Linked DNA regions of Homo sapiens: all the other regions are linked to region 1. The links are chromatin loops, found by intact Hi-C in ENCODE. Cell type or tissue: mammary epithelial cell. All regions are shown on one strand.

Region 1 (4,000 bases):
TCCTGTTAACAGTAAAAATCTAGACTAGCGTAACAATACTTGTCTGATTAGTGAGGCAATTAGTATGTCACCTGACAAACCAGAACTGATAGAAATCTTATTTGGAGGTGTTACCATAATCAGTTTCTATTTAACCTGACATACCTGAGAAAGCATTTATGGGCCGGATCTGCCAGGAATATGACATCTCAACTACTCTGTCCTTGGTGGTTATCACCTATATGATAATCTGAAGCTAAACCTGCACAAGGTCTTCCTTATACAAAGTGTATTGGGACCTGAACCCCAGGTTTGGGTCCACAGCCAGATAACTAGTTCTGCAAGAAGAGGTGTTAGTATGGTTGTGAAAACACCTTCCCCATCCCCTGACTCACCTTCCTGTCAACTGCTTCCTACTGGAATTCCTCATGAATAGGTGGTTAACACCTTGTACTTTGTCCTAAACAACCCAGTTTTGTCTCACTCACCCCGTCTTCCTCTCCAGCTTGTTCAAGTCTCTTGTTCAAGTCATTCCACTTCAGGCCTGTTAAGACTACTTCTCTTGACACAAATCTCCAACCCACAGACTTTCTCATTCCAGCTGTTGCCTTTATTGACTTTATTTCCTTGTTATAGTATCTTTCATTTATTTAACCCCATGGCTTTTTTTCTGGTAAATCTCAACCCTTCGTGAATCCCAAATGTCTTAGTCCTAATACTAGAAAGATAAGGCTTGGCTGAGTTAGACTATGGTAGAACCATGTCTCTAAACTTATCACTGACTTCTGATGTATCTTTCCAACTCCCAAATTTCGCAGAGGGGAGAGAAGCTAGAAAAACAGGGTTGTTGGGCAATCTTGGTAAACTTGGGCCCTTCTAAACATGTAGCTTTTGTTTTATTCTTGTAACAAGTTTTTCCTTGCTTTCAGGTTATAAACGAGTGAGTAAAACATGAGATAATGTCCAGAACTCAGTGTAGCAGGAGTTGATTGATTTGCTCTGGTCTCATATGCTCACCAATTCCTCCACATTAAACCCACCAAATTAAGTAGCTGCCCTACTCTAAAATGGTTCCACCTACTGACTCCTTGTTCCTTTCTGAAATAGTCCTGGTGTCTCTGATTGCTAGAGGCTAAGTCCTGTGACTGTGTCCCTAGCAGCAGCAGGGACTCTGGGAGAGAGCCCTTGGGATAATGGGTCTCGATGGGAGAAACCCCTCAAACTGGGGTCATGAGGCCTTCCAATGTGACAAAGTTCCACAACTATGCTGAACTGGTCCTAAGAAAAGCTTACATGACTGCATGTCTAACCAGCATAGCAGATAGCCATGGCTCACCTGTGCTCTTGAAGACAGTATGAAATTGAGACCAAGTAGCTTACTCTACTCGACTCTGAGTAAATGTTTCAACGGTGTCTATGCTGCTGTGGTAAAGCATTCACTCCAAACGGGGAGCATCCTTACGTCCAGCTCACTTTTCAAGAGTTAGCAAAGTCATGGCTTTGCAACTCAGTCAAGCTTTTATGGTTACTAAGCGCCCCCTGTTGATGGCAGTTTAAAACTGGTTGTGCCCCATGCTTCAAAGTGGCAAGACCCCGTGTGTCTAATTCCTGAAACAGTCCAAGGCTCCAAACATGAGGGCAGGCCCCGTTAGGTCCTCTCTGGCAGCTTTTGCTTCACCCTTGCTTCATTGTTTGGGCCTCTTGCCTCTTCTCCTAAGATGGCTTCTAGGGTTGGCATTATCAACACAATCCCTCCATTCCTTCCACACAAGGCTAATTGCTTTGTTCTCATTTGCTCAAGGTATATGAGAATAAACATAGCTGCAAATCTTGAGCTGGTTTTGAGAAACCTGTTTCCCTAAACACCTTCTTGTGCTTGGATGGAAGGCTTAGGACCTTAGCCTAGTGCCTAGAAATGGCTGATCTTCTAGTGAGTTAATAGGTCTCAACTACAGTTAAAGTTAAAATGACCCCGACTAGCTTTTGAGACTACCTAAAGGACCCATTTGGTTCTGATCTGCCATGGACCAATACTTTGTAAAACACAATAAATAGAAAATGCCAAATTTTGTTAAACCCACACCCTAGCAAACAAAGGGGAAGAAATACATGGTTCGTTGGAAGAACATACAGGTGACAGGTGACGACTACAAATGTACAATGATAGTTATCTAGAGGTAACTGAGGTACATGTTAATGTTCTTGTACAGAATGACTATTGTGCATATAGTGCTTAATGTACTGAGTTCTTCATGTGACAAATAAGCTTGTTTAACCTACTGAATCTAGGTTGGAGTGATAGCAATGCTACTCAGAGGAAAACAACCAAAAGGCTTTGTTTTAATAGCTTTCACAGCAGAGGCCAATCTCACATCCCTCAGAAGTATGTTGACCAGAACAGAAGAATTTAAAGCTATTGTAGCAGAATTGGGGTATATTTAACTTTTAAAATGAAGTAATGCTTTATTTTAAACTCATCTCTAATCCTTCATCACCATCTAGTTACAATGGCTTATCTTAGAAGGCTACAGTTATCTTCCTGAAAAGCAAATGGATTCCAGATGTGAATTTTTCCTATACATAAATCTTTTGATGGAAAGCAAAATCCAATGTTCTAATTCAAAAGGTATGTCTTGTAGATGTGCAATATCAACTACTGATTTATACCATGTGAAGTTATGTAACTTCTATTTTTGAAACACTTAAGTTATCTAGTCTCTGCTTTTCTCTATCTCTTCAATATTACCCAAGGGAAAAGAACCTGGATGGGTTAATGAGACTAGGAACAACTCATGGCACATATGTAGTTAACCCTTCTAGAGAGAACTGCCCTCATGAGTTTTATGGTACTTGTTTTACTTCATGAATGTATATGGAAGGATTGCTCACTGAGTGGGCTTACGTTACTCAATGGTAGAAGACTTGCTCAGCCTAGTTCGGGGGCCCACTTCCAGCTTTGGTCCTCTGATTCAGTGAAACAAAGCTTGTCTGATCTTGATTTCAGGTGTAGTTCCCAATTACTTTCAGAACCCCATGGGGAAAGTGAGGTGAATGGTACCTCAGACACTTAAGCCCTGAATTTCTATGGCAGTCTTGCTGTGGCACACTACCTGCATATTGCTGATGGCCTCATATCCAGGGCTCCACACTGGCATGTAAAAGGTACAGGCCAGTCTGAGGGTCTTCAAAGGCTTTCTAGGTTCCCTGAAAGTGTGGCATTAGGAGCAACAGGATCAGACTCCCCCCGCCCCCAGCCGCCCCCTCCTCCCCTACCCCGCCACGGAGAGGAGTACCACTATCAGGGCAAGACAAACGTGGAACTCGGCCAGGTCCTGCTCCGTATGGAAGTGAGTGTCTTGGGCAGTGGGGTCTCAGAAGCTGTTTGATAGAATCTCTAGGTAAGCCTCTCCTCCCACACATGCTAGTTTGGCACACAATGGTCCTGACTTCCTGAGACAGATGAGTGTCTATAATTTTGGTCTAATGAGAAGGTCCTGGGACATTAAGCATCTTCAGGTTTCACAGTGAGAATTGCAGATGGTGTTCACAGCTTTCCCATACAATACTGAAGTCATTTGTCTAGATGTACTGAGTCCAAACTAGGGATTGCTTGAAGGAAAGACTTTCTCTAAGGTCTTCATTTCGTTTGGTGGGAATGTCAGATTGGGTGGGTTACACTAAGGGAAGAAATGAACTGCTTCTAGCAATACCTCTGTGGTGAAGTCTGGGGAGGAGAAATTAGAGTGGCAAGATAACAGATAGTTGGAAGTCTCTCACTGCTTTCCCGGAAGAAGTAGCAAACATTTTGAGGGGTGAGAGGAACTTCCCAGCACAGGGTTAGAGGAGCTCTTAAACACAGGTAAATTTCAGGAAGCTTTGTGAATTTGACTATGGGGCTGTGGCTGGATTCTTGCTCAGCTCCAATCTTAAATAGAAGGCAACCCTTTACCAGTAGGATCTAGGGAATTTTGGCCAACTTTGTCAATTCTGACCCTGAGCATAATTTTGGGGGGGGTTTCCA
Region 2 (4,000 bases), 450 kb before region 1:
TTCTATCAAGGGTTCAGAGGCTGAGTCCACACCACCCTCCTTCATGAGCGTTCACGCCCAACTTGCTGGGTCTCTTGGTGGGCAGCCAGCACCCATCCAGACTCAAAGCCTCAGCCATGATCCAGTCAGTGGAACTCAGGGTTTAGAAAAGAAAGTCAGTCCTGATCCTCAGAAGAGTTCAGAAGACATCAGAACAGAGGCTTTGGCCAAGGAAATTGTCCACCAAGACAAATCTCTAGCAGACATTTTGGATCCAGACTCCAGGCTGAAGACAACAATGGACCTGATGGAAGGTTTGTTTCCCCGAGATGTGAACTTGCTGAAGGAAAACAGTGTAAAGAGGAAGGCCATACAGAGAACTGTCAGCTCTTCAGGATGTGAAGGCAAGAGGTAAGTCCCTGGTGATGTCCTCAGAGAGACTTACAATCACACTCCTTCCATGGGGATGATGATAAGTCTAGGACTAGTTGCCTGATGTTCTCCTACTGCCACAGCTCCTGAACCAAGAGTGACATTTTATCTCAGTCTTGGAGGAATGGCTCTGGCAGTGAGGATGTGGGACAGATATGCAACAACAAAGAAAGTAATAGTAATAATTATAATAATTGCCATTAGTACCCATTGTTAACGTTGTGTGTCAAACATTGTATTAATTTATTTATATCAACATTATTTAATTTTCACAAGAACTTTCTGAGGTGGCTACCAATTTTACCTCCATTTACAAATGAGGAAACTGAAGTACAGAGGAATTAAGACCATGCTCACCAAGGTCATTGAACATGTGAGTGATGGCACCTGGATTTGATCACAGCCCCATGACTGTGCCTGTCTCCAGCAATTACACAGTGCCCCCAGCTCAGCAAAGGTGTACTTGCCGGTTCTGTATCAGAGCTGCTCTGGCAGAGAGGCCCTCAGAGCTCGGTGCTGGGAAAGGAGCAAGTGGAAGTGGTGAGCGTGGCCAACGTCTTGCCAAGACTGAGAGGGGAAGGGCTTTGTAAGGAGGAGAGCCTAGAGAAATAGATTCGTGTACTACACTGACCCTTACCTCTGAGGCATTAAGGTGGGTGTTGGCGCAAATCCTGAAAATCAGGAAAGGTCTGAGTAGGAGCGCACTGTCTGGTTTGGCCCAGTCCGTGAGCCTCTGCTTCTGAAGCTCCTTGAGCCAGCCATGTAACACGTGTCCCAGTGTGCAGTCTGTGCTTTTCATTTCTCCTGGGTTACTGCAGTATTTTCTTGCATGTTTTATTTCCTTAAAAGACTACTATGAGAAAGACTGAGTAGCTTTCATTTTCTCTTAAATTTTCAGTGAAATCTTTGTGGATTGACAGTCTGGGACTCAGCAGTTAGTGGCTTCCAGACTAAATAAAAACAGAACATTTTATCCAAATTTGGGATTGCATTTTAAAAATTTCCAACTGATCCTAACTAAATTACTAACAGGAACACCACGTTTCATTTTATGGGGGAGAGAGAAAGGAAAGAGCTATGTGATACTTACAAGCTATTTGTCACATTGTCAGAGGCTCTTCTGATTCAAGGCCTTAACTGTCACCTTGTCCATTTCACTGCTTTTATTTTCAGATTTGGGAAACAGACTAATTGAGGTGAAGTGATTTATCCAGGGTCATGTCTTTAGCAAACACATACTGAGCACCTACAATGTGCAAGGCAATCCACTGGGTACTATGGGGACCCCAAAGATAAGATTTTTGTAGGTGTGCCAGTCAGTTCACCATGGGTGGTTGCAGTATGGTCATTCTGTTCTCTGACCACTGGCTGAAGGACCAAAGTAACATCCTTAGCAAAGTATTTCCTAGCATTACCACTGGAAATATATGTTTGCTCCGTCAGTTTAGAAGCAGAATGGTCATGGAGCTTTTGCAGCACTGAGACCTTCCTGGGGATTTAAAAAAAAAAAAAAAAAGGCATGCGCCATCTCCTGGTGGAAATAAGCATTGTCCTGTTGGGCATGAGATGGCCAGTAGCCATTGTGAGGGTTGGTCAGATGCCAGAGAATCCCATTTGTAATGCGGTGGACATATCTGAAAACAAAAACAAACAAAAATGTATCAGAAAATCTTTTCCCTGTCTTTCAATTAACTGGATTAAATGTGGTCATTGTTGCTTACTGGGACAGTTATCAAGCAGGAAACTAGTAAAGATGATTTTTTGTGTGTGTGGTTCCTAATTTCATAGTAAAATGATGGGCTAGATGTTAAATAATATCACAAGATTAAATAAAGTTCCTCTCCAAGAGAATCGTACTTCCATAGAGTCATTTATTCAGTGGGTAGGATATGAATTATAGGCTGAAAGGCAACTCAAATGTGGTAAAACAGAGAACTACTAGATAGCAGGTTTCTCAATTCTGAGTTTTTTCTTCAGCCTTAAAACATCCCTATTATATTATCAATGAGTAGATTTTATATCTTGTATTAGTTCACTGCGGACCAGCAAACTGCAGATTTCCCAGGATTATATGGGATAGCAGGCACACTTGAGAAGGAAAAATTTTGTGTGTTCAAGCAACAGTGCATAGTAGGCACTAGAAAGATTACATGTAACCAAAGGAGTATAGGAAATAATTGACCTAAAACCTGAGGTTTGTGCAGCACCTTGAAAATACTTTCACATTGATTGAGTCATGGTTCCACACTGCCTTTCTCTGAAATAAGGAGTCAGTGTCGTTCTTATATGAATCACAAAAGCAGAGAGGTTAAATGTCTTCTCCAGAGTCAGCTGGCGAGGCCATAGCCTTGACTCCCACTGTCATCCCTAATGCTGCTTTTGGTGGTTTTCCATCCCAAGTTTGCCTGGCTTCAACAGCCCTGTACATAGTAATCACTCATTAGTTAACAGTTACTAGTTTATCCTAATTTCTGGGAAAGAAATTAAATAGAATTGTTACGCACTTCTGAATGGACTGACATCTGCAGTGAAACAAAGCCTCTGGCGTGATCTGTGTGGCTATACTTTGTGCTCTTTTTGGCCCAGGAATGAAGACAAGGAAGCAGTGAGCATGTTGGTTAACTGCCCTGCCTACTACAGTGTGTCTGCTCCCAAGGCTGAGCTACTGAACAAAATCAAAGAGATGCCAGCAGAAGTGAATGAGGAAGAGGAACAGGCAGATGTCAATGAAAAGAAGGTAAATAAAGAATGGGATGCCCTTGTTCAGCTTTCCTCAGAAAAATTGACAAGGTCCATGTAATCAGCGTGGTGACTGGGCCTCTTGAGGCAGGTGGGGAAAGGACCTGTCACATCACCAGATTGCACCAAAATCATTAGACTTTGGATTTACATGGCACTTTAACTAATTTCCTCTTAGCTTTTCTGTGAGTAGGCAGGGCAGGTAAGCTACTGTACTTTTCGTTTTTACAAATAACAGAAGTGAAGCTTAGAGGGATTATTAGAAGTCTCATAGCCAGGACTTGAACCCAAGTCCCTAGCCTCCTAATCCAGCACCAGGACCCCGACACTGTTCTCAGCTGCTGGTTGGCCAGTGCCAACGGTGTGTGTAATTTTCTTGTTTCATAGTCAAAAGGAAAATTTTAAAATCTAGAAACTTTTTTTAGGGAAGGAGGCCAATTGTTAAATGACACTTCTGAGAAAAAGTAATATTAACCTTTATATCTTCCCCAGCCCTTTTTGAGGGACTTCAGCGAATAGCTTGAAAGTGCAGTGCTGGAATCTAGTTGTTAGCATTTGATACTCCTACAGAGATTTCAAATGTTAAGACACTTAAAAAATGACCGTGATGCTGCTGCTGTCTTCCCACATGCCATGGAGATCTAAACTGGGCTGTGTCTGCAGGGGAGAAAGTTCTCGCCTTCCACTTTCTCTATAGCACCAGAGGGGCTGCCTTCTGCTGTGCTTGCAGCTCTCTATGCAGCTCAGGCATGTGTGCTGCAAAGGAAAGCTTGCTTGCTTCTTGCTGAGCCTGGAAGGTAAGTGGTTTTCAGTGATCCTGATTCCAGGAGAAACTTTCTAGGGTGATTTT
Region 3 (4,000 bases), 110 kb before region 1:
AATTAATCATATTCCCAAATCCACTACTCTAAAGTATGAGATAATTTCTATTCCAGAATCTTTTTGTTTTTGTTTTTAAGACAGAGTTTTGCTCAGTTCCCCAGGCTGGAGTGCAATGGTGTGATCTCCACTCACTGCAACCTCTGCCTCCTGGGTTCGAGTGATTCTCATGCCTTAGCCTCCCGAGCAGCTGGGACTACAGATGTGAGCTTTTTTTTTGTATTTTTAGTAGAGATGGGGTTTTGCCCATGTTGCGCAGGCTGGTCTCAAACTCCTAGCCTCAAGTGATCTGCCTGCCTCAGCCTCCCAAAGTGCTGAGATGATTATAGGCATGAGCCGCCACCCTCAGCCTGTTCTATTCCAGAATCTGAAGTGTCTTCTGAACACTTGAGGATAAGGTAAGGTAAAGACAAAAACATAATGGTGGAGAAATATGGTGAGAGGAACCAATCTTTATGGGGCAGAAACTTCAATATTCTATGAGATCTTTCCCTCCTCCCCAAATATCAAATATTCTCCATCATGCCTCTTAGAGAGGGCTCCCGGTCAATTTTTGTAGGTTCACTGAAACTTGGCCTCTTGACCACTATCAGGAATTTACAATATACAGGCCAGGTGTGGTGGCTCATGCCTATAATCACAACACTTTGGGAGGCCAAGGTGGGTGGATCACTTGAGGTCAGGAGTTCGAGGCCAACATGGCAAAACTTTGTCTCTACTAAAGATACAAAAAATAGTTGGGTGTGGTGGTGTGCACCTGTAATCCCAGCTACTTGGGAGGCTGAGACAGGAGGTGGAGATTGTAGTGAGCTGAGATTGTGCCACTGCAATCCAGCCTGGGTGATAGAGCGAGACTCCATACCCCACCCCCGCCAAAAAAAAGAATTTACAATATACATATAAATAGGCAATAAATATTAAAAGGCTGATATGAATGCCAAGTCAGTTTTTTTTCACCCAGAGAATTGCTGAGTAGAACATAGACCAGATTTCATTTGACAGCTACTCCCACGTGCATTATAATACACACATCATATTCCTTACTGTAGAAAGTTACAGTTAAGGTTATAAGAACTGGATCTTGTCCATATGAAAAAAGAAAGACTATGTTAGTAATAGTATTGCTTTTATATTTATGTATAGTATATTGTTACTTGCCTTTGCCTTTAAATATATTACTATTTTGTCTCTTAAAATTGTTCAAAAACCCAGGTAGTTATTCACCAAGTTCTCGTTAGTCACCGAATTAAAATTGCATTTATAATAATGAGAATGTCAAATAGTATATACTGATTTTATAAGTTTGATATACATTTTAAACAAAAGAGCCAAGATAAAATGTAATTTTCTAAACCGATAAGGCCAGGATACTTTATCATAATGTTAAAATTATCCCTAATGTTAGGAGTTAAAGGCTAACATTAGGAAATCTTTTCAAAAGATTTTTTTGAGTAGAGGGGCTTTTTTTTGTATTGAGTCAACCAATTTACATTAAACAATTCAGTAAAGTTTACAGTAATCAATACACAGTATATCCTCATATTCCACAGCAGCTTCAGAGTAGTAGTACGACAATAGGAGTTTCTGGCTCTGAGCCCCCACCTGTGTAAATACTGGCACCCCAGTTCTCCAATCTTCCCAGCACTCAAGATTCCTCTTTCTCTTGGCAGGTCCCAAAAGAGTCAACTTGATCTTTTTGACAGCCATTAAGAGAACTCTATCTCTTTGTTCCGTGCCTGGTCACTTTGGCACAGCTGTCTTGCTGACACTCTTCAGATATGTGCTGACCTTGGCATGCCACTAGGGGGCCGCTGCCTCATAGTATATACTTACCAATCATCACACTCCCCCATTGCTGATGCTCGATTGAGTCCTTTCAGGTCAGTGTCTCTGTTGTTCTAGGTAATGGGGGAGTGGAATGAAGTGGGATCCTGTCTCTGCTGGTGTTACAATCCTTTAATGGGTTTCTAAAGAGGGTCACCTTGCTTTACATTTTTATGGAGAGCTCAGTGTTAAATTTTATGTGGACACATTTTCTTGCAGTTCTTAGCTCTTATGCTCCCGTCAACTTCCGTGGTACTGGGTCAGGTAACATTTGATGTGACATGACTTCAACAACCCCTGAAAGGAGCTGGACACTTTAACTCAAAACTATTCAGGGTGAGTTCCCTGCCCACTTCAGGTCATCCCAGAGAAACCAAGCTGATCAAGAAACCAGGAGATAATGTTACAAACACACTACTCACTACTGTGGGTTCCAAGGCATTCTCCTCTTTCTCACTTTCTTTCCCTTTCCTCTCTCTCATCCTACTCCAATTTGCTCTACTTTCTAGACTGCAGCAAAGGCCCTTTGTTACATGTAACTTTTACTTTTTAAGAGAGAAATTTACTTTCTGTCAACAAAGAAGTATAAATATAAAATTCTATTAAATAAATAATGAAGAGTCTTCATTTAATACGGTTAGTTAGGAAAGAGATAAGGGAAAAGCATTGTGCCTGAAGACAATATTTGAAATTAGTCTTTATTACTTGGTTGTCTAAGTTTGCTTTTTCCTGTCAGAAACAGTTTTTTATTTAGTTAGATCCACCAACTTGTTTCTTCAGCATTAACTGGGTTTTAATTATCTGCTTCTTACAAACATTCAATTGCCTTTTTCTCAAGCTTCTTTTCTGGGTAGGCCCCACAGAGAAGCAGCAGGGAGGAATTATATCCCAGGATGAAGCATCCTCACCAGTGCAACATCATTCTGTGTTGTATTTGCCAATAACTTGATGACATTAGGCCTTTTGAGTAGAGTCCCCATTTCTTTTTCTTCCAGACATTAGATATTTTTCAAAGTGAATTTTAAGTACCTTTTTTAAGATCTAGACTGCAATAAATTTTTCTGCAATTAAACACAACATAATACAGTATGTGGTTCAGACTGATGCTAGTATCAGTTGATTTTGCAAGCCCCATTTACTAGTAAAAGCTGGAGTTGTGTGACCCCATCTTATTCAATAAACAAGTATCCAAATATTTATTGAGCACCAACTCAATATAGGGCCTTGGACTGAATTAAAGTAGCAAGCTGACCACAAAACCAGGAGATAATGTTACAAACACAGCATTCCTATTGTGCAGTGGTCACAATTTTAAGGTAAAATTGGGGACAGCTATAAAAATATTTTGTGTAACAGAATGAAAAATTTCTTGCCAGGCAGGGTGGCTCATGACTGTAATCTCAGCACTTTGGGAGGCCAAGGTGGGTGAATCACCTGAGATCAGGAGTTCAAGACCAGCCTGGCCAACATGGTGAAACCCCGTCTCTACCAAAAATACAAAAATTAGCCGGGCGTGGTGGTGTGCACCTGTAGTCCCAGCTACTCGGGAGGCTGAGGCAGAAGAATCCCTTGAACCCAGGAGGCAGAGGTTGCAGTGAGTTGAGATTGTGCTACTTGCACTCCAGCCTGGGAGACAGAGTGAGACTCCATCTCAAAAAAAAAATAATTGAAAATTTCTGCATATGTCTGGATTGAAATTACCCATGAAGTCATATAGGACTTAATTCAGAGGACATTTTTTATCTATTCCAATGTTGGGTTAGGTTTGTGCCTTAATACTCTTCAGGATTTAACTACACCAGATGCGAAGGAAGTAAATGCCCAAACCTCATAGCCAAGTTTACCATTTTCCAGTATTTTGATGTGAAATTATTCTGACATAGTAGAGTCAAATGCCTCCTACTGTTTTTCTGATAGCTCTGCTATTGACTGGATGTGTGTGTCCCCCAAAATTCATATGTTGAAGCCTAATCCCCAGTGTGATGGTATTTGGAGGTGGGAATTTTAGGAGGTACTTAGGTCAAGAGGATAGAGTCCTTGTGAATGGGGTTAGTGCTCTTACAAGAAAAGATGTGAGAGAGATGATCTCTCAGCCATGTGAACATATGGCAAAAGGCACCTGTCTACAAGCCAAGAAAAGACCCTCACCAGATATCTGCTGGTGCTTTGATCTTGA
Region 4 (4,000 bases), 690 kb before region 1:
GCATAGACTTTGGGGGCGTCCAGGTCAGGACCTTGCCCTCCAATTATGATCCCCACAACCATTCATTTTGTGTTCTTGGCCAGGAAACTTCATTTTCTTGATCATCTGGCCTGTTGCTGCCACTCATGAATATCCTCTACAGCACAACTTGGTTGAAGGTGGAGTTGGTTCCTCTGGCCAGAAACATGTACCGCTTGACCAACAGCTTTAGATCAATTTCCTGGCTCTTGAGTTTCTGGCACTGGGTTCCTTGTGGCAGGTGTGGACTCCCATGATGGTGCCTCCTACTCAGCCATGTCCAAAAAAGTGAGCACTCTCAGACTCTTTAAATACTTTATTTGGAATTTTTGGACATTTACCCAATTTTTACCTAATTTTTTCCATATAGAATTACACATATTCAGAAGTGAGCTAAGAGTCTTTTTCTTATTGGATCATTTAGGTTACCTTAGGTCTGAAATTCTCAGATATGTATTGCTCTCATCTACTAGATCCTTGAAATTTGCCAAAATTTAAATTATTTTTGGCAAAATTGAGCAAATATGAACACTTCCAATGTCAGTGAGGAAGTGTTAAAGTGAGTACTTCCATATACTATTGGTGGGACTGTGAAATGGTGCGGGCACTCTGAAAATAAGTTTGCCAATACCAAAATCCTCAGTTAAGATTGTAATTTTAGACCCCGTACTTTTCCTTCTATAAATCTATCATTAAAATACTGAGATCCAGACCAAGATTTATATATAAGACCTCCTCAGTATTATTTTATAGTACAAACGTGTTGAAATCAATTTCAATGTGCCATAAAAATATTTATCTATGCATTAAAAAAGGCTGAAAGGAAATATATCAAATTGTAATAATGTTATCTCTGAAGAATGGGATGAGGTAAAGTCAGTATAATCAGTAATAAAAAATGGGGGCAAGAGCACAGATTGTACTAGTTACAGACTTGAGTTTGAGTTCTCTCTCTGCCAGATGTAGCTGAATGACTTTGGGCAAGTTACTTAACCTCTCTAAGCCTCAATTTCCTTAAATATAAGATGGTGGTAATAATAGTTGTTGCCTTATAGGGTTACTGAAAGAATTGAGTGAGATATACACAAAGTGCTTAGCACAGCAGTTGATCCACAGTGAGTGCTAAGTGTTAGCTCTCGTTGTCATTGGTCACCTGGCCTTGTCATATACAACTGCACAATCCCCTGGAAATGTTTCCACTGAATGAGACACCTATGGATTTGGACAGACTGGCTTTTTCTGCCATGTACTTCAATGGCCTTAGTTGTTGAGGACTCGATATGTGCATGTGATGTGAGTGTAATTGACCAGAGAGGTAGTGTGGCACAGGGGAAAGAACAAGGAGACTTTGGTCCCAATCTAGGTCTTGGTTCCCTCATCAGTGAAGTGAAGGGAGCTGGACTAGAGAATTTCTAAGATCTCTTCTGGCTCTAAAATGTTCATTTCTCACCAGGCACGGTGGCTCACACCTGTAATCCCAGCACTTTGGGAGGCCGAGGCAGGTGGATCACCTGAGGTCAGGAGTTCAAGACCAGCCTGGCCAACATGGTGAAACCCCGCCTGTACTAAAAATACAAAAAATTAGCCAAGTGTGGTGGTTGGCGCCTGTAATCTCAGCTACTCGGGAGGCTGAGGCAGGAGAATCGCTTGAACCTGGGAGGTGGAGGTTGCAGTGAGCCAAGATCACGCCACTGCACTCCAGCCTGGGCAACAAGAGGGAAACTCCATCTCAAAAATAATAATAATAATAATAATAATGCCACAGCAATTGTGAATTTAGACTTTTGTCTCCTAAACACAAGGTGGCAGCAAAAGACTAGGCTCTTGGCTGCCATTTGCCAAAACCAGTAGGATAAGATGGTATTATTTAATTTACACTATGTTATAAAGTAAAAGATCTAGGTGGCTTAAGATCACTACCTGCTCTTAGTGGTTTCTATGAGGCCCAGGTTTAATGTCCCTAGAATTATGCTTTTATCGCTATAATCGGAATTCCCCTACTCTCAATATATCCACTGAAGTCACCACTCAACAACACCTCTGCCTACAATTTCTCCAAGGCTTTTTCTATCACTTCTACTGCTTCTTGGAAAAATACCCTTCAAGTTTTCACCTGTGATGAGCAGGGGTCTTGCTGGCAGAATGGCAGCTATGTGCTTTACAAGATAAAAACAACTTCTGTCTTCCAGGATCGGGGAGGATTTGCAGTATGGGGGCTTGGTAGTGCTCTCTCAGGGAAAAAATTTCAAATAAAACACCCATGTGTTGCCAGTCTATTCAAATATGTTCCAATTATAAACAATAGTAGGAAATCTCGATGATCTGTGGGTTGGGTTTCTGTGTTCCTTGGTTGGAGCTGATCACTCCTGGCCAGGTGGGGCTGGAAAAGGATGGTGAGAAAGTGGGAGACAGACCATGAAGTGAGATGGGAAACCCCATTGCAGAAACGGAGTGAGGGGCCTGTCCTCAGAATCTAAAGAAGGTTGTTCTGAAGATCCCTAGGGAAGAGGCCAGGGGCCTAGTTGAGACACAGGTGAGGTGACCCTCAGGAGAATATTTTCAACCTGAGGTCCGAGGGAGTGGGCCTGAGGCCTAAATAGAAAGATCCTCTTTCTTCAGGGACCTTGGGGATTTCCAGGCAGAAGTTGACCTAAGAGAGGCAGTGGGAGTAGAATGGAAGGGCTAAAAAGATAGGGCCAAAGGTCAAGTTAAAGGATTGACATGTAGACTAGAAGGAAATTGACACAAGTACCAGGAAGAAGTTGTTTAATGGTTCTGATAGATGCCACATGACTTAAGCAACTGGAAACTGACCTTGCAACCCCTACAATGGCATTGGGCTCATACCCTGAGATTCCAAAGCAGAGGGGATCTCCAGAGGAGAGGAAGGAGGGCAGGTTATAAACAGAGCCTTTTTTTTTCAGAGAGGATCCTCTTCCTTCTTTTATTTCCTTCCTGCTAAGTGGTAAGAGCAGAAAATCATTAAGGAAAGCAGCAGAAGAAACTGGCAGATCTGGAATGTGGGCCATTTTCTCACCACAATGTGGGCTTCTTCACTTCCGCAGGATTCTACCTGCTTTAGGGGTCACACCCTCTGCAGGGTGCTTGGGGATCGAGGGACAAGGAGGGAAAATGTTTTAACCTTTAAACTGGTGGCCTTTTTGGTGGTTACTATCTAAATTACCTCCAAAATGATTGGGGGTGGGAAGGGGAAAGAAAACCTAACCTGGACCTAAGGGACTTGTGGTAGGGATCGGATACTGCAATGAGCGTGGAATCATACATTTCTCTTTCAACTTGATGAGGTGCTCCCACGGAGGGACAGTTAGCAGAAAATTTGGTAAAGGCCTTATCACAGACCAGAGATATGACCAACTGGGGTGAGCTTTAAGGAGGAACTAGGGTAGAAAATGGTTAATGTTTTGCTGAAATACAGGGAAGAAACAAGGTGGATTGGATCATAACCAACTTCTTTCACAATGTCATAAAAGTACCCAAACTGTGGAGTGCACCCACATCTACATGAGCAAGTCTTGTGAATTGCTTTGATGCTTGCACCGTGCCATCTCAGGCCTGCCATGGTGCTAAGTCACCCTCCACAGATGCAGGGCTTCCAGCTTCCACCTGAGAGCAGGAGCAGTAGGTTAACTTTGTGTCAAAGACTCATCCTTCCTTTCCTTTGACTTCAAAGGTCCCTTGGTGGAACTTTCTACTGTCGGGTCTTTCATGATTCCCTATCAGAGGTTTTACATGTATGCTTTCGACTCTGAAAGGGAGACAATGCCAGCTAAACACAAGGAAAGCTGTTCAGGCTGAGTGTGGGAGAAGGGGAAGCTGGTTGCTGATTCTAATTCTGATGTTTGAGGGGAAAATAATATGTTTTTTTTTTTGAGACAGAGTCTTGCTCTGTTACCCATGCCAGCATGATATTGGCTCACTGCAACCTCTGCCTCCCAGGTTTAAGTGATTCTCATGCCTCAGC
Region 5 (4,000 bases), 160 kb before region 1:
AAAATTCAGGTTTGTAAAGAGCACAGAGGACACACACAAGTGGCTGACTCTAATAACACAGGAGAAAATACATAGTATTTCTTGGGGGCACAAACACCAGTGTCTTAATTCTCTCAAGAACATAGGTTCAGATTCTCTTCAACTTGGCTGAGTGAAGAGCTACATTCTACCTTCCTTCACAGCCAAAGGTAGCATCAGGAACATTTATGACAAACTGGTCATATTTGACCTTTTACTGACATTTGGGAGCATTCTGCGTTCCCAGCTTTCCCTTCTCCCTCCAAACTAATACATCGTCTATCTGTAGAGAAAACTTATAGTTCTCTATATAACTAACTTTATATTCATCTCGTAGAGAATGAAGAAGTAAAATATTTAGCTTCCAGTCTGATCTTCAAGGGCTAGAACATGTTTAGGTTTTTTTTTTTTTTTTTTTTTTTTTGGTTGAATGGAGGATTAGAGAATAACTACTATCCCCATCAAGTATATTCCCTTGCCTTTCCAGAGGCTTCACGGAGCGACAGGTTTTTTAACCACCAGGAGGCACAAGACAATTATGATGCAGAGTGCTCAAGTTTCTGGATCTTGAGTTTGTGATGTGATGCCAAAGTTTAACACAAGTAACTTGGGACAGGCTGAGAATAGTTTCAGGTAAAAGGAACTAATTGAACAGCAGGAACTTTTTTTTTTTTTTTTTTTTTTTGATAGTCTTCCTCTGTTGCCCAGGCTGGAGTGCAATGGCACGATCTCGGCTCACCGCCTCCTGGGTTCAAGCGATTCTCCTGCCTCAACATCCCGAGTAGCTGGGATTACACACCTGGTTAATTTTTGTATTTTTTAGTAGAGATGGGGTTTCAGCATGTTGGTCAGGCTGGTCTTGAACTCCTGACCTCGTGATCCGCCTGCCTCAGCCTCCCAAAGTGCTGGGATTACATGCGTGAGCCACCGCACCCGACCGGAACATTCTTAATGAAAAGTTCTACACTGTTCAAGAATACTAGGCTCTTTCTGTCACAAGCCACAGTTCTCTAAGGGCCCACAGTAAGTTGTGAGGAAGTGGGCTCAGTCCTCTGAAATGGTGGCCAAGGTTTAACAGTGCTTTTGAGGGCCAGGTCTCCAAAACTATCACTGAACTGAACGATGGGTTAAATAAGCTCTGAGGCATGAGGGCTAGCAGCCCACTATCCCACTTGATTCGGTGTCCCATGAGAAGAATGCTGTGTTCCAAACTAACTTACCAGCAATTTGTAAATGTTGAAAACCTTAAGACTGAAAAGTGAAAATCCTATTGTCCTCTAACATTCTGCTCAATTTGCAGCTACTGGACTACAAATGAAATACTGACTCTAAACTCAGTTTTATCCCTAGCTGTCTACATAACACAACTATGTCCTCATCTGTTAAATAGGAGGAAGTTTCATAGTATCTGTATCATTTTACAGATACTATGAACATATGCAGTTGTAAACTTCTTAGAGCTCCTACAATTCAGATGAATTAAACAGATGAAGATCAGGATGAGAAATTTTTAAAATGTCTATCTGTGAAGCCAATCCTTTGCTATCTTCCCTCCCACTCCCTTTACTGACATGTGAGTAAATGCTTCCCATTTAATTGGATTTTAAGGTCATAAAACAGGTAAGTCAACCCTACCACAAGAATTTTTTACAAATCAGATGATGACCTGAAAATACTCTTGTTCTGCTAAATCTGAACATTACAAAATGGCTAAAAATGACATTTTAAAGATAGGGGTCTGAGCCTACTCTCACAAGCAGTCACATTAAGATGTAAATTTACTATTTGGAGGATTCACAGTGCACCAGTGAAAAAATATCACGAAAGAAAAATTCTTATGTCTAAAACCTATATCCCTCGATCACATTCAGATCCTCTTCATGTTTTATTTTCAGTAAGTGTATTCTTGGTCTTTCTATTGTTTTCTCTAGTTGAAATAGCAGTGCCTAGCCAATCAGGAACCTGTACCTCTTCACAACCAGAAAAAAGTCACAAAAACAAAAGTTAAGGACAACTTTTTATTGCTACCAGAGGCTTTTATCATCAGTACACAGTTCTGACTGCAATACCTTTTTCAGACTGCAAAGGGAGCTCAGGATCCAGAAGTCATTAAAAGAAACATAAGGCTGGGGAGGCAGGGGGAGTAAGTTCTATTAGAAAATCCTAATAGCTTAACAAAACTAGGGTACTAAATTCAGTTATAACATGTTACAGACTTAAATCATAGAGCTGCCCCAACATCTAGACAGTCTCTCCTACTGATTATAAATGAGTGAAAACTATCAGTTAGAAAAATCTAATTTAAGTTGTTAATACATGTTTCTTTGGTGAGCACCTGGATATATTTATCACAAATTCTTTTATACAAATGTCGAAAATGCTTTCAACAAACCTAAGTGTCCTAATTACATGCCACTTTTAAGCATCACTTTAAGGTAAACAAAAATGAAAACCATAATTTTAAATTAAAATTTGAAATGAGACACAAAATCAACCTGGTAATATGAGAACTTTTTCTTTTGCCATCTCTGATTAATATGGGACAATTCCAAAGTACCCTTTTCAGACTAATTGGAACTTGAGTCATGGCTGTCACACTGAAATAATTTGTTCATTCAACTGCAGTGAAAATCAATATAGATCAACATGCATAAAGTTCAGTAACTATTAAATGGAGAAGCAAGCAAAAGCAACAGGAAAATTAAATCAGGATGCTGAGGGGGAACAGGATTGCTGGCCATGAATTTTAATTGAATTTTTGACGGGGCAAGCTACGTTACATTATGGCAGAAAAAAAGTGCAACTGACATACTACAAAGAGATTTTTTAAGTTTAAAAAAAGTTTGGATCTTTTGGATTTCTTTTTTTTTTTTTTGGTCTTTATGTGCTTAAATAACGCTGAATTATAATTAGCCACACAAATAATGAGAGTTTTATTTTTTTTTTCTGGCTCACTCCAAATCAGCCTGTTAAGGTATATTTCCTTCTACAGCCTTTCCTGATTTTGCATGTTCTCATTCCCAAAGTAGTCTACCTTAGTTTACACTCAAAGGTAGCACTTGTTGAAACTACATGACAGAAACAGGCTGCAAAGGTGGACAAGGGGAAGCATGTCCCTCTTGTCTTGATAAATCAGTGCCACACACAGAACCCACATTTTCTGAGACATTATCTTCATTATAGAGCCGTTTGATTCCATCATAGAAGTCATCCACTTCCATTTCCTCTACTTTGCGTTTAGTAGAGGTCTGCTTGCACCCACTGGCAGCTGGGAGATGATGGTAAAAGGCTGCTGTACCTCTGACTGGCACTTCTGGCTTGCTGTTGTCCTTGGAGAAGTCTGGGCCTGGGACAGAGGAGGGATGTAATCTGAACACTCCTTTGTCACAGGTCACCAGGGTGTGCTTGAGGGGACGGTAGACATAAACGGAATTCAGAGGCAGGGAAGACTGCAGAGTAGAAAGGTGATGTGCCACAAGCTCCCGACAATGGATCAACTGGGAGCTATCCATCTGGGCCAGGAAAAAAAAAAAGCCACACACAGTTGATCATTAATTAACATAGGCTGCTCTGTTATCTCTGGTGGCCATTTTTCCTCCCTGTGCTTTCCGTCCCCGCTGAGTCTTTTCTCTCCCCACATCTACCTCCAACTCATTTATTTATCCAGCTACCCATCCATCAACATCATCTTAGAAATTAGGTCCAAATCTGTATTTCTAATATAATTATCTTTGGAACTTGAGTTTTGTATTTGCAATGTATGCTGAACATTTACATGAGAACAGAAACTACTTTTTTGTATCCAACGTCTGTTTTTTTTTTTTTTTTTTTTTTTTTTCAGTCTATTCCCCCTGTCTGGAAGGCCCTTCATCCTACTCTCTTGGCCTCTTCTAATTTTTTTCAGTGGAGTCCAAAGTACTCATAAACACATTCATTAAAAATGTAAGAAGCCAAAGGGCAAAAAAAAAATTTTTTTTAATCA
Region 6 (4,000 bases), 150 kb before region 1:
TAACTAGTATTAGAATTTGTTCTCCCTCCCTTAAAAGAAAAAAAGTTAACATAACACTTAAGATAGTCCCTGAACTATCAAGCTTACATTTAGGCTAGGTCTTATTATATATCCCAGGGATGTAGAACAAGCTGAAACATGCTAAAAACATTGGAACAAAGCACAGAGAAAGGATGGAGCTTCTGCCAATATTTTAGGAAGCCTAAAAAAAAAAAAATGAAAGAAACTGGGAGTAAAAAAGGGGCTATAGTGTAGAAATTATTTCTAAAAAATAAGTACAGTCATCCCACAGTATCCATGGGGGATTAGTTCTAGGATCCCCCAAAAGATAACAAAACCCAACATGCTCAAGTCTCTTATATAAAATAATGTAGTATTTGCATATAACCCACTCGCATTGTCCTGTATACTTTAAATCATCCCTAGATTACTTATAATACCTAACAGAATGCCTACACATCACTTCATCTGTGTAGATTCAATGTAGTACTCAGCATGCCACAAATTCCAGGTTTTTTTGGAACTCTGTGAAATTTCTTCCTGAATATTTTCAATTCACGGTTGGTTGAATCCAGATGCCAAACCCATGGATATGGAGAGCCAACTGTACCTCGTTTAATGAAATGTTCTTTAGCAAATGAATGATATTTATTGGCCTAAAAAGGTAAAGGTACCACAAATATTCTAATGCCTTGGTCACTGGGCATAATAAATGCCATGGCAGAATCAATACTATGGCAGAATCCTAAAAAGACATGTATTTAAGTAAGAGGAAGACTATGTCACTATAATCTTTCTGTGTGAAAAAACGAAGTAAATAGAGTTATATTTTAGCGGTGGGAGACTGACAAGAAATGATAGAGCTAAAAGACCTTAGAAATTATTCAAAACAAAACCATCCATATGAACTCCACTTCCACCCAAGTCCCAAGTAAGTCTTTTCTCCAAAATAACATCAAAATAAATTCCTTCTAATCTAGTACAATCTGAATTTGTTCTATAAGACACCAAAATAATTTGTTCCTTCTTGAGATCCAGTGGAAGAAACAAAACAAGCACATATACTGGAACTACCAAAACTCTCGACACCAGACAAGTACTCTAATGGAGTTGATAAAAAGGACTTAAATGAACTCTAATTATAAGGTGTCAAGAGAATATGTATTATTTTTTATAACAATAAATGACATAAATGGTAGGTCCAGATGGATCCAGGTTTGATGAACAGCATGAAGCACTGAGGAACCTGCTGGAATAGTCTGACCACAGCCACCTTCAAAAAGAACCAGGAGACTGGTGGGGAGGGGTCTGTTTTTTTGTTTTTTTTTTTTTAAATTTGCTTCTTTTTACTTTTAGATGGTACATGTGCAGGTTTATTAACTAGATATATATTGCATGATGCTGAGGTTTGGAGTACAAGTGATCCTGTCAACCAGGTAGTGAGCACAGTACCCAACAGTTTTTCAACCCTTGCTCCCCTCCCTCCCTCCCCCTTCTAGTAGTCCCCAGTTTCTACTGTTGCCATCTTTATGTCCGCGTGTACCCAACGTTTAGCTCCCACTTGTGAGAACGTGTGGTATTTGGTTTTCTGTTCCTGCGTTAATTCACTCAGGATAATGGCCTCCAGCTGCATCCATGTTGCTGCAAAGGACATGATTTTGTTCTGTTTTATGGCTGCACCTACTCTAGTTTTAAACTAGAACATGTACTTTGACTACTGCCCAGCTAGGAACTACAAAGACCACCACACTAATCTAGGTAGAGTTAACAGCCTGAGTTTATAAGGCTAAGGAGAGAAAGAGGTTTAGCCATCCCAGAATGGTGACCAACAGGTGGCGCAAGAGCTTAAGGGGGTGTAGTGGGAGGTTAACAGGGACAAAAGGAAGATTGCCTTTCAAACCTGGGAACACTCACCATACTTTGTCTCAAAGTGGGGGCTCAGGCAGAACTAGTGAGAGTGGCCTCCTCACAGCACGGTATGTCTGTGATGGACTCTCCTCAAACCAAGACACTGGGAATCATGTCGCAAATAATTTTGGCATGATCTCATCAATCTGATGCAAGACTTTCCTATATTAAAACCAGAAAACTAGGAAGAAATCTGATATTGTGGCCTTGTCACACGTCTAAACACAAAGATATTAGACCTGGTGTTCCCTACCTGAACACAGCAAACTTAGCAAAAACAGAAATGAGTCCTAAAGAACTAGGAGCCATCCATGTTTGGACCACATGGGTTGGTGTTAGAGAACTGCTAGAACAAGTCCCAAAAGTCTCTACCAAGATTTATGACCTTCCTTTTCTTCACTAACTTCCCCACTGCAATTATATACTACATGGGGCATATCTCTTAAAAAGAAAAAAAATTCACTGTATTTCCAGTTTTCAAACTACGTCCAAAGACTACCTACATAATATAATCTAAACCTACACTACATAGGTAGATTTCTAGCTATGGAAGGGAAAACGCTATGTTGAGTGGAGATCTGCCCTTAAACACAAGTATAGCTCCGTTCTTCTATTCTATATTCTGGGATTGTGTGTGTACAAGATTTTCTTTGGGGAAGGGGGACTGGGAAAGGGTTCCACTTCTAAAACAAATTATGAAAACCACTGAACTAGAATTTTTAAGGTTTGTGTGGTATGAAAAAAAGCATTGGTTCTTTTAAATCACTACTAAGTAGCTCTACACGGCTCTAAGAAAGTCTCCAGTTCCCTACACCAGAGCTATAAAATAAAGGAGGTGAATGAAATAACTTCTCCAAAGATTCTGTCAAATCCCAGGTTTGCAATACTCCTTCAGCTAAGAAGAAAAAAAAGTTTCAGTGAATACTCTCTTCCTCTAGCACCAGAAAACTTACAAAAGAGTATCAGATTTTCCAGTGTTTTTCACTAGGAAAACATGATCTCAAAGCTACAGAATACACATGCTATTTACAACATTATTATTTATGCTTCAAAATCTGTCCTCTGACACTAACACTTTAAAGCAATCTTTTTCTGTACTATCTTGAGAGTAAGCACAGAGAATAAGTCAGAAGGCATTTAGAGAGATGTCATTTGTTCCAATAAAAATAATGTAATGTAGGAGGTTTTCTATTAAGCCTATTCCTCTACTTCACAGTCTAATGTGAGTGATTAATATTCAACTTTTCTTTCTAACACTCCAGGGTGAGCAAAGTAAATTTTCTGTGTCATATTATTCATTTAAATGGTGGTTTATCATAATTTCTAAAAATTCTAAGTAGCAACTACCTCCTAGGATTTATTCTCATTACAGCATTTAATTATTTTAATCTAAGACAATTAAGATATCCCTTCAAAACAAAAAACAGCCCATGTTACACTACATAGGTAGATCTCTAGCTAACATACTGCTCTGATCATCAACCTTTTTATGAAAAGACTGAGCTCCCCTCTGCTCACAAACTAGAGCCTAAAATTCTTGGAAGCACTGACATACTTGTTTAAAAAAAAAATTATTTTTTTGCCTGGTTCATTTTCTTCAGACATACTTCTTAAAATGTTTGCTATAAGATCAATTATAACTTTCTTAGAAAAACACCAAATTCAACTATTATGTTTTTCTTTTATAATAATCTAAATTTTTAGCTCAATAACTGCAGTTCTTTGCTACAATTAGTTTATTGCAAAATGTTAAGCTTAGAATTTCACAATCTTCTAAGTAAAATCCAATAAAACAAATCAGAATAACTACTGTTAAATAAGAATAAATAGCCATATAAAGGGAAAGTAGGTTCATGAGTCTTTTATGGATTCAGGTGGCAGGAAAATGGTCTGCAGCAGATCTAAACTCGGTAAGTTCTATTTGGTGACATGAATAGAACCAGTAAGCCTTCTCTCAAAGTAGTTGCTAACATACAGCACTCTCACCAACTTTCCATTTGAATGAGAATTTTCTCCACTGAACCTTTACATTTTACTTAGGTAGTTGATAATTTATCAACCTATACATTTTATAATAATCTGTAGATACAAG
Region 7 (4,000 bases), 770 kb before region 1:
TAAGTTTGCGGATATAATTCTAGCAGTTTTTAAATAATAATCTACTACAGTGACTTCTATAACAGTTGTGACTTCTGTCAGGGATCTAATATCAAGTATGTGCCATCAGATATTATTATTATTTGGATCTTTATGCATCTGGCAGTTTTCTGACTTTTCACTACAACCATGCTTACCATGATTAAGTGATGAATAATGATCTAATTAATCATAGTGTCATGTTTTACATTTCTTTACCTTTTATAAGCACTTTTTAAACTTACTGTGGTAAAATATACATAGGATAAAATTTATCTTTTTAACTATTTTCAATCGTACAATTCCATGGCATTCACATAGGCATATTGTTATGTAACCATTACCACCATCCATCTCCAGAACTTTTTCATTTTTCCAGACTGAAGCTCTGTACCCATTAAACAGTAACTCCTTATTCCCTCGTCTCTCATCCCCTGAAAGCACCATACTACTTTCGCTTTCTGTCAGTTTGACTACTCTAGGTATCTCATATAAATGGAATCATACAATATTTGTCCTTTTGTGTCTGGCTTATTTAACATAGTGTCTTCAGGGTTCATCTATGTTGCAGCATATATCAGAATTTCATTCATTTTTTTAAATAAAAAAGGATTTAGATCACAGATTTCATTCATTTTTAAGTCTGGAAAGTATTTCATTGCATGTATATTCTACATTTGGGCTACCTATTCATTTGTCCATGAAGTCCTTCAGTTGTTTAAAAACTAATTTTATTGAGCTATAATTTCCATTCAATAAACTGTATACATTTAAAGTGTACCATGTGATGAGTTTCGGCATACATATATGCACCTGTGAAACTACTGCTTCAAGCAAGACATGGAGCATTTAGATCATTCCCAAATAATTTGAGTTGATTGTGTTTTGATAGTTCTGCCACCAACTTATGATATTTGGTGAAGCAAATGCTGTAAATTGCATATTCAGCATCTATCCCCACTTCCTCCTTTCTCAAGAACCCCAGTGTTGAACACAACATTCTACAGAGCCCTGTGCTTCAGGGGAAGTTCTAGTAGGTAGATCTTGATTAGTTTAAATCTAATCTTTGTGCTTTCATTCCTCTTCCAAGTGACTGTTTTCAGAGGAAGCATTTGATCTACTTCATGGCATTGAGAAATGAGGGAAGATCAGCTGGGAAAGTTTTCCTCAATCTTTCTTTTCTTTTCTTTTCTTTTTTCTTTGAGACAGAGTCTCACTCTGTCACCCAGGCTTGAGTGCAGTGGCGCCATCTCCCTCACTGCAACCTCTGCCTCCCAGGTTCAAGCGATTCTTCTGCTTCAGCCTCTCGAGTAGCTGGGACTACAGGCATGCACCACCCCACCCGGCTAATATTTTTTGTATTTTTAGTAGAGACAGGTTTTCACCATGTTGGCCAGGCTGGTCTCAAACTCCTGACTTCAGGAGTCACCCACTTCAGCCTCCCAAAGTGCTGAGATTACAAGTGTGAACCACCGTGCCCGGTGTTTTTTCGTTTTGTTTTGTTTTAAATCAGCTGACATCATGCTTTGATCCCCAATCTTAAGGAGACACATGAAGACATGATTCTTTTTGCCTGTGAAAGGCTGCCTAGAGAGATTGCACAAACTTTAAAATAAGATTGATTTTTGTCTATTTAGGATTGTTCTGAGGCCTTCTAAGAAAGACTAAATAAACTTCCAACTTATAATTTAACAATTTATTAGGCCGGGCGCGGTGGCTCACGCCTGTAATCCTAGCACTTTGGGAGGCCGAGGCGGGTGGATTGCCTGAGCTGAGGAGGTCAAGACCAGCCTGGTCTGGTCTCAATCAAAAAGCTTGAGAATTGCCAGACTGGGTGAAACCCCGTCTCTACTAAAATACAAAAAAAAAGTAGTCAGGTGTGGCAGTGTGTGCCTGTAATCCCAGCTACTCGAGAGGCTGTGACAGGAGAATCACTTGAACCCGGGAGGCAGAGGTTGCAGTGAGCCGAGCCGAGATCGCCATTGCACTCCAGCCTGGGTGACAAAGTGAGACTCTGTCTCAAAAAAAAAAAAAACCCTATTTATTGTCTACAGTTAATTTACTTTACCGATTAGTGAGCCAGAATAGCCAGTAGATGTCGCTCTGATTTCATTTTCAGAGATAACCTACTGACTTTTCAATCTCTTAAATATTCCATCTAGAAGCATTTTTAAAAATCCAATAAGTTGACAATCACATTAAAAGTTTTAGCAAAAAATAAAGAGAAAAACATTAGGGCATACTAAGAAAAATTAAAATCAAGAAATGGGAATTTTCAAAAGATCAACTTAATTTTTCCTTCAGTGCTGTTAACAAATACAATGATGTGTGATTGCTAAAAAGTCAAAACAGTGATTAGGAAGATGACATTTAACAGACTGTTTGGTGTAGGGATGCTAAACAAGTGGTAGAGTCAATATGACTGATATATTTTTCTGTTCTGGGGCCATATTCACAATGACAGCAATATGAGCTCAATAACTCACAGTGGGAATTTTTCGTATAGAGACAGAAAATAAAGTTGTAAGCTACATTGGATCTATTTGTCATGAAGGGAAGAATCTGATCAAGAAAGCAGGAGTAATTCTAAGTTAGAGGCAGAAGGAAGGAGAGAAGTAATAGACAGAAAAACACAATGTGAAGCTTCATTTTTGGTACTGTGCTAAGCTTCTCTAAACTTTCTCCCAAACCAGGAAAAACCACGAAGGGGTTTCCTTGTGTATTACTCTGAACTCTTTCAGTTGCAAGAAGCAGAAACTCAACCCCCGCTGGTTTAAGGAAAAAATAAACAGGTACCTATGGGGTCATAAAACTGGTAATTGTAGGAGTGGGGTGGCTTTAGGCCTGGCTGCATCTGCTTATGGTGGCCTAAAGCCACCCCACTCCTACAATTACCAGTTTTATGATCCCATAGGAACTTGGAAAGTTAAGGGTCTTCAGGGTCAAAACTGCTTTTGTAATAATACTAAGACATTGTGTACCTTTTCCACTTGCTCTCTCAAAAATGTATAGGGGAATCTTCCAGTGGCTATATGCCATGTGATATTGAACAAATTGAATACAGAAGCAGATGGTAGAATCCAACCATCTTCTACTAACCTGGCCATTAAAGAGAGTTGCAAATATGTGAAACAGTGCCACTCTTCTTGGTAATATTTTTTGTTTGAGACAATGTAATTATTTTTCATAAAAATATTAATATGTTACTTTAACATATAAAGATTTATTATTTTTAAATGAATTAATACATAAGTATTTTAAAATGTTCTTTTCTATTTTCTAATATAGTAAATATTGATCAATACAAAACACATAAAATTTATCTGGAGTCTTCAATAATTTTTAAGCATGTAAGGGTTCCTGAAACCAAAAAGCTTGAGAATTGCCAGCTTCAGTAAGGTACAATTGGGCACAAGGCTCAATGGTATCACCAGAACTGTCTCCCCCTTATCATAGACTGCTTTTCTCAGAGCTGGTTTCCTTCTCAGGCGTGTGATATCAAAGATGACTTCCAGCTGGGGCGTGGCAGCTCACACTTGTAATCTCAGCACATTGGGAGGCTGAGGCGGAAGGATCACTTGAGCCCAGGAGTTTGAGATCAGCCTGGGCAACAGAGTGAGACCCTGTCTGTACAAAACAATTTTTAAAACTGGCCAGGCATGGTGACATGCACCTGTAGTCTCAGCTACTTGCGAGGCTGAGGTGGGAGCACTGCTTGAGCCTGGGAGATTGAGGCTACAGTAGGCCGCCATCACACCCTGCATTCCAGCCTGGGCGACAAAGCTAGACTCTGTCTCAATTAAAAAAAAAATAAAAAATAAAAAAAGACTTCCAGCAACTCAAAAATTTTATCTACCAACCTAGCAAACCATAGGAGAAAATGCCATTTTTTGACAGCACTAGTAAAATTTCTAGTTATAACATTGGTCACACTTAAGTCTCATGCCCATCCACATATCAATCATTTGAGCCAGGGGTTGGT

Evidence for each region. A loop is a pair of places that touch in the nucleus more often than their neighbours do. Peaks named below come from ENCODE experiments on the same cell type or tissue, not always from the same donor. Only the 100,000 strongest peaks of a DNase experiment are listed, where the experiment ranks them.
Region 2: it touches region 1 in a loop (5-fold over the local background); 5 of 110 quality-filtered maps call a loop at or near these places.
Region 3: a loop joins it to region 1, with 15 times the contacts of the local background. A loop is called at or near these places in 83 of 110 quality-filtered maps.
Region 4: it touches region 1 in a loop (15-fold over the local background); 54 of 110 quality-filtered maps call a loop at or near these places.
Region 5: a loop joins it to region 1, with 8 times the contacts of the local background. A loop is called at or near these places in 61 of 110 quality-filtered maps.
Region 6: a loop joins it to region 1, with 11 times the contacts of the local background. A loop is called at or near these places in 61 of 110 quality-filtered maps.
Region 7: it touches region 1 in a loop (7-fold over the local background); 28 of 110 quality-filtered maps call a loop at or near these places.

What each region holds. Positions count from the first base shown.
Region 1 is chr4:77,202,278-77,206,277 of GRCh38, forward strand. No RefSeq gene overlaps it. Among named protein-coding and RNA genes, the nearest start is that of CCNG2, 47 kb to the left of the region's middle. In mammary epithelial cell, a CTCF peak has its summit at 1,519 (motif pointing left); DNase peaks (open chromatin) are centred at 404 and 1,484; H3K27ac peaks cover 1,481 bases.
Region 2 is chr4:76,756,548-76,760,547 of GRCh38, forward strand. SHROOM3 (shroom family member 3) reads left to right here. Exons shown (of 11, transcript NM_020859.4): 8 at 1-390; 9 at 2,998-3,148. All of the region lies in intron 1 of SHROOM3-AS1 (SHROOM3 antisense RNA 1), which reads right to left. Among named protein-coding and RNA genes, the nearest start is that of SHROOM3-AS1, 44 kb to the right of the region's middle. RefSeq lists a silencer at 2,517-2,586. In mammary epithelial cell, a CTCF peak has its summit at 1,953 (motif pointing left); a DNase peak (open chromatin) is centred at 1,944.
Region 3 is chr4:77,093,735-77,097,734 of GRCh38, forward strand. No RefSeq gene overlaps it. Among named protein-coding and RNA genes, the nearest start is that of CCNI, 20 kb to the left of the region's middle. In mammary epithelial cell, a CTCF peak has its summit at 1,799 (motif pointing right); a DNase peak (open chromatin) is centred at 1,807; H3K27ac peaks cover 1,587 bases.
Region 4 is chr4:76,509,434-76,513,433 of GRCh38, forward strand. The region is part of intron 1 of SHROOM3 (shroom family member 3); the gene reads left to right. Among named protein-coding and RNA genes, the nearest start is that of MIR4450, 62 kb to the right of the region's middle. In mammary epithelial cell, a CTCF peak has its summit at 1,819 (motif pointing right); no DNase peak of the experiment used is centred here.
Region 5 is chr4:77,045,133-77,049,132 of GRCh38, forward strand. It overlaps CCNI (cyclin I), which reads right to left. Exons shown (of 7, transcript NM_006835.3): 7 at 2,023-3,530. The coding sequence ends at 3,087. Among named protein-coding and RNA genes, the nearest start is that of CCNI, 29 kb to the right of the region's middle. In mammary epithelial cell, CTCF peaks have their summits at 524 (motif pointing right) and 2,091; no DNase peak of the experiment used is centred here.
Region 6 is chr4:77,050,636-77,054,635 of GRCh38, forward strand. All of the region lies in intron 6 of CCNI (cyclin I), which reads right to left. Among named protein-coding and RNA genes, the nearest start is that of CCNI, 23 kb to the right of the region's middle. In mammary epithelial cell, a CTCF peak has its summit at 1,836 (motif pointing right); no DNase peak of the experiment used is centred here; H3K27ac peaks cover 480 bases.
Region 7 is chr4:76,428,856-76,432,855 of GRCh38, forward strand. No RefSeq gene overlaps it. Among named protein-coding and RNA genes, the nearest start is that of SHROOM3, 4.4 kb to the right of the region's middle. In mammary epithelial cell, a CTCF peak has its summit at 2,121 (motif pointing right); no DNase peak of the experiment used is centred here.